2 separate regions of the Homo sapiens genome follow, and region 2 is linked to region 1. The links are chromatin loops, found by intact Hi-C in ENCODE. Cell type or tissue: HCT116. All regions are shown on one strand. Each heading gives the region's core, and the rest is flanking DNA. Links, peaks and the distances in the headings are about the cores only.

What was found. A loop is a pair of places that touch in the nucleus more often than their neighbours do. Peaks named below come from ENCODE experiments on the same cell type or tissue, not always from the same donor. Only the 100,000 strongest peaks of a DNase experiment are listed, where the experiment ranks them.
Region 2: it touches region 1 in a loop (5-fold over the local background); 29 of 110 quality-filtered maps call a loop at or near these places.

What each region holds. Positions count from the first base shown.
Region 1 is chr6:3,731,301-3,734,211 of GRCh38, forward strand. All of the region lies in intron 3 of PXDC1 (PX domain containing 1), which reads right to left. Among named protein-coding and RNA genes, the nearest start is that of PXDC1, 19 kb to the right of the region's middle. RefSeq lists a silencer at 1,055-1,349. In HCT116, for the core only: a CTCF peak has its summit at 1,422 (motif pointing left); a DNase peak (open chromatin) is centred at 1,412.
Region 2 is chr6:3,294,068-3,296,978 of GRCh38, forward strand. The region is part of intron 5 of SLC22A23 (solute carrier family 22 member 23); the gene reads right to left. Among named protein-coding and RNA genes, the nearest start is that of PSMG4, 37 kb to the left of the region's middle. RefSeq lists an enhancer at 2,638-2,911. In HCT116, for the core only: a CTCF peak has its summit at 1,712; no DNase peak of the experiment used is centred there.

The DNA of each region.
Region 1 (2,911 bases), core at 215-2,714:
TCAGATCTGTTATGATGTAAATAAAAAAGAACGGAAGAAAATGCTGTCATTCAAGAAAAATTATAGCATCTGAGCCTCTCTTCAAACATACAGTGTGAATGTCTTAGAAGTCAGCTTAGTATCTATAGCAAGAATCTTTGACCAATGTAGCCATTTTAATCACATACATGACTGATTCCATGAAATAGTTGACTTTCAAGCTATTTTTTTACACTCATATTTTTCCAAATGAAAGCAGCCCTGCTCTTCCATGGAAACTGACATTGGCACAATTCTGTTAACTAAATGAAAGACCTCCTTCACTTGAATTTCAACAGTCTTTCCACCAACGTTCCTCTTTTCCGTGGGGGCCCCAATCCAGGATCTCTTGCTGCAATGAGTTGCTCTGTCTTGGTCTTCTGCGACCTCTGACAGTTCCTCCATCGTTCCTTGTCCCTCATGACCGTAGCACTCTTAGAGAGGACTGAGCTATTTTAGCAAATGTCCCTCGATTTGGGTTTGTTGGCAGTTTCAGAGTGATTCGATTGAGGTGATGCATTTTTGGCAGGAACCCTACACAGTGACGCTGCATGAGACCTGGAGTGGCATATGGGGGTGGGGCTGAGGCTGACAGGTCCTGCTGCTGCTGAGGCTGCTGTGGAGTGCCTGGTGAGGAGGCTTCTGCCAGCTGTTTCCACAGCGAAGTTACCACCTTTCCCTTTGTAGTTAATTGAAGGAGGATGCCTTGCAGCTATGCAAATCCTGTTTCTCCTCAGTTTCACTCACAAATCTTTGCATCTATCAATCAATGGATCTTTTTTGCAACAATTACCAATGTGTCTGTTTGCCTGATGGCAATTTTTCTGTTTTTTAGATGCAGCTATGTTTTCATAGCCCCACAAACGTCACAACCCCTCACTTCAATAACTCTATTCCTTTTCTCAGCAGACACGCGGTCTCAGCCGTGAAAGCATTCATACTCTAGCCTTCCTCCCTTTCACCTCCTCTCTCCCACTGTATTTCCCATGTACTCCAGCAACGGAACAAAACCCAAAGCAGTGCCCTTGTATTAACTGGCTAGCTGGGCTACCCCTACATAGTGAAACTAAGGTTGAGATTGGCCAGAAGCCAGATTAATGAAAAATAAAATTGTGATTCATTTCCAGGCCTCTTAAACCTGAATGGTCAGATTTTGTGGCTGAGATTGATGAGTCCAAGTTGCCAGATCGAAGCTGAGGTTTGCATTTCCTTTTACATTGCACAGCTGCAGCCATGAGGCAGAACGCTCTAAATTCTTGCTTTCTTACATTTGATAAGCATTGGGACAAAGAATGATTAAGGCTGTACTGGTTGGAAGCACTGCCAAGGGATGCAGTCCATCCTGACTGTCCTCACCGTGGCCCCAGGATGTGGAAACAGTCGCCGCGCCTGCTAGCGCCGGGCGCCATCTAGTGGAGCTCCTGACAACTAAACGATCCTAGAAAAGCCAAGGTACTCAGCACCTGCAGGTCCCCATCCCCAGCCTACATCATGAGAGCAGAGACAGTCAGTGCCTGTTCCCCATGGCACCACCTCCCTACACGTATGTCAGTGGCATAAGAAATGGAGGAGGAGGGTGGATGTGGGCTCTCGGCCGGGAATGAATGGAATTAACCAGGACAGCAGTGGACAGGCAGGTTTGCACGAAGGACCCTGCAGGGCCACAGTCCATGCAACGGCTGGCCAGTCCCCTGCAGGAGGCTGAGGCTCTGGAGTGGAGGTGACAACATCAAAAGGCTAGCGTGGGCTAGGCTCTGAATGCCCAGAATGACCAAGAACTTGGGCTTGATGGTGAGAGTGAGCTTTTAAGACAGTTAATAAGCCTCAGAGGTCAGAGCTTTGGGATGACTGGCTCAGTCCTCGGGTTCATATCCTGGAGAAAGGGGGACGCATGAGAGAAAGCCGTGTGGACAGTCTCAGGTGATGCCAGGACTCTCTGGACCCCGCGCCTCAGCCTGGGGAGCCACAGATCCAGAAACATGCCAAATATGGGACCAAGACTGAGAACATGGTGTGCCTATGTGTGAGCCATTTTCTCAAAGGGATGTTGGGGCTATTTATTGTCAATAGTAATTTCATTAAAAAACACTCCTGAAGGGAGGTATCTGCCATGGTGTGCGTGGGTGTACCGCCTCGCCACCGGCAGGCACAACTGCTCTAGATTAAGAAGCTCCCTTAGACACAGTGAGGGGCGAGCTAGACCGGGAACAGAGATCGGAAGGTCTGGGGGGTTCAGAGAAAGAAAACCAGACTCGGTGACCGGCAGAGAAGAGGAAGAGGAGGAAACACTCAGAGCACTTGAGACCCTCGGCTCTGCAAGGCTGCAAGAGGCCATACCGCCTGCCGCCTCCTGCAGCAACACCTCCGGGCCCCCAGACTTTGCACTGAGACTGTTAGCCACTGGCTGGTGCAGACTCCATGGTTACGCAGCCCCAGATGTTAGAACGTGTTCTGTGCTGAGCCAAAGTCGCCCACAGTTACTTCTACCCACAGGCCTAGTGCCAGCCCCCACCTGACCCCTTCCCATGGCAGCCCGCCAACATCTGAAGGTGGCATCCCCTTCCTCCTAGCTGCTCTTCCACATTTCCTCCCATTCTTCTGACCCCTGCCCACCAGACACTCTTCTCTGGATGTAATAATTCATCTTGCTGCATCCCGGGGACAGTCTTGACTTGCATAAGGAGGCCAGGACCCCTGCCTTCCTAGACCTGGACACTGCACCCCCATCACACACGGAAGGCCACAGACAGCCGTGGCTGAAACCTGTCCTCAGCCCTTGCAAAAAGGCAAAGAAAACATACTTTCAATGGCAACATGAGACTCTACGTTTCTCCCTGTTAAATTTCGTCTCACTATGCTCGCCCCTTAGGGTCCACGTGGGCCATGTGTTCAT
Region 2 (2,911 bases), core at 168-2,667, 440 kb before region 1:
CCTGGGGCTAGCCTGACACTGAGAGGTATCATGGAGTTACTGCTCCCCACTGCTCAGCCTCTTTGGGCCCGTTCTGTTCCTGTAAAGTAGGGAGAATGGCTCCTCTCCCTCATGAAGCTCAGATGCAGATGAGATACATATGAAGCGCTTCCTCCGATGCCTGGCAGTCACTGTCCAGTGACTTTTTGCTTATCTTACTACCATTTGAGCATTCGACATTCTACATTGAGTTACATTACTACCATTTGAGATTCTACAAAATCTGAAGCCTGAAATGCTCTAAAATTGAGAATCTTTTGAGCACCCACATGATTCTCAAAGGAAATGCTCACTGGAGCATTCAGATTTGGGATTTTTGGATTTGGAAAGCTCAACCAGTAAGTATCATACAAATATCCCCAAATCCCAAAACATCCAATCCCCAAAACACTTCTGGTCCCGAGCATTCTGGATAAGGGATGCTCAGCCTGTGAAACTGAAGGCACAGTGCCGTGTGTGGCACTCATCCCGGGTCTCGTTTTTGCATTAGGCTGCTGGCCACACGGCCACATTGGGAACCAGCGGGCCTTCTACTCCTGCTTTAAACGCTCAAAACCTCAGGAACTAATGACACAGGAGTGCTCTCAGCAGTTGGGCACGTTATGTGATATGAAGGTTGCAGGACTGACATTGAGAGAATGATGCTCAGGAACACACCCACATATCTAAACTCAGCTGCACAGGCCAGTAAGAACTTCACACTTGCTAGGAGATAAACCAAGGACAGCTTTAAAAGAGAAAAGGAAATAAGAAATTTGAGAACATCAGGTTTTCCCCCGGCATAAGTCCAAGGTTAGGATGTACTGATGGGGCAGTGAGCAGCCCCACTGGACCCCTACACGTACCTCCAGCCAGGCCCGAGACGCTTACTTACCCAGTGGCAATGCAACCGCAATCCTAACCCTTCCTTCCTATAGGAGTCCTGGGTTCGTTTAGCCCATAAATATTCATGGCACACCTGCTACGCGTCGCGTCAGGCCTTCGGCTGGGCTGCTGCTGGGGGCACAGAAGTGTCTGGCTCTACAGACGGGCCCTGCCTTGCCTGGCCTTGCCGCTCTGCAGGGGTGACAGGCAGTAATAAGGAACCCTGCAATTACTCGTCGTAGCTGGGATGAGGGGAAGCGGGGAGAAGTGCTGAAGTTGTAACAGTGAATAACTGGGGGCTGACTTGGTCTCTGAGGAGCTGGGCAAGGCAAGAGTGGGGAGCTGAGAGGACAGGGAGTGTGCACCGGGAGGGACCTGTGGAGAGGGAGACGGTGGTGTGTCCTGGGAGCCAAACGAAGGCCAGGGTGTGAGGTGGTGGGAGGCAGAGATCAGAGCCTCTGCAGTGGCCTGGAGGACCTGGGGTCTACCCGAAAGGCACTGGGAGGCACTGGAGAGGCTTGAAGCCGGTGGTGATGTGATCAGATCATGTGTGACCTGGTGGCAGGGAGGATGGAACAAAGCTGGGAGCCCAGCCAGCCGGCCAGGGCGCGAGAGGGTGACAGACACGAGGCTCGGAGCAGGTGTTGGCTGTGGGATTAGATGGGGTGATGGGAGGAAGATTCCATGCAGAAAACTGAGCCTGGGCAGAGGAAGCTGGAAGTGGGAGATGTAGCAACTGAAAGACACGCTGCCTTCCCCCACACTCAGCAGCCCTGCCAATCGTGCTGCCATCAACACATCTGACAGCTGGGGGTGGAAGAGAGCAGAGTCCACTGTGAAGGGCTGCGGGGCAGAGCCACCACCTGAGGACCGCTCCCCAAGGAGGTGAAGCCTCTATCCTCTTTGTTAAGTCACATGTCACCAACTGCCTCTCACCCAGCCTCCTGCCTGGGACTCTGGAAAGGAAATAAGCACCAGCAAAACTCATAAGCAAAGAAATAAATTTTTAAAAAGGATCTAATACCACTTTCCAAATATAGGAGGGAAATGAATCAGTGTAATTAGGATTTGAGAAAACAAGCTATTCCCAGACAATATTTTAACGTGAAAGAAGCAGAGTGTGATGACTTAATTAGGGAAATGCCACAAACAAATTGTACTGTAAGCCTAAGAGCATTAACCTGCTAACGAGTGAGGTCTGGGGAAATCTGGGAAAGCCATCTGGACCGTCCAAAACGAGCAAGCATGGCCCCGCTGGAGAAACCTGGATTGAGTACTCACTACTCAGCGCAGGGAAGTTTGTATCTATCCAGAGCTCTCCCTCATGTTAGAGCAGCGTGGCAAAGCCACCCCTGCTGGACTTTGCACCCCTGCTGGACAAGTCCTCGCTCAACTTCTTAGCAGCTGTGTGACCTCTGGAAGCTGCTTAGCCTCTCTGTGCTCCCGTTTCCTCATCGGCAAACGGGGCTAATTATAGTGCCTCTCTCATAGGCTGTCATGGAGAAATAATACACGTGAAGCACTTGGGGGCTAAATATTAAATATGAATTAATATTTGCAAATCACTTAGAAAAGGAGCTGAAATGTGAGTGCCATGTGAGTGTCATCGTGTTTCTCGTCACTGTCCCTGGATAAAAAGGGACCACAGATGCACCAGCACTCAGCACCCTTCATGTCAACCAGACCTGGCTCATGTCCTTCTTCTGTCCAGCGAAGCAAAAGCTTCAGGCGTCCCTGGGTAGGCCCCACCCCACCCAGCACGTGGTCCAGCCTGGGTGACCTGACTCTCACGGCCCTGCACAAGTTGAGGCAGAGGGTGACATCCTGGCTGAGCTACGGCAGCACCAAGGAGCTTCTAGTGACCTAGTGTCCCCGATCTTCTGAACTGGGAGTCTAACGAGAGGCCTGTCCAGGTACCAAGGGCTTCTCTGATTTGGGGTTCCCGTGCATCCCTTCCCATCGTAAATGGATACCTGCAGGGCACATTCTCCCACCTCACTCAGGCCCC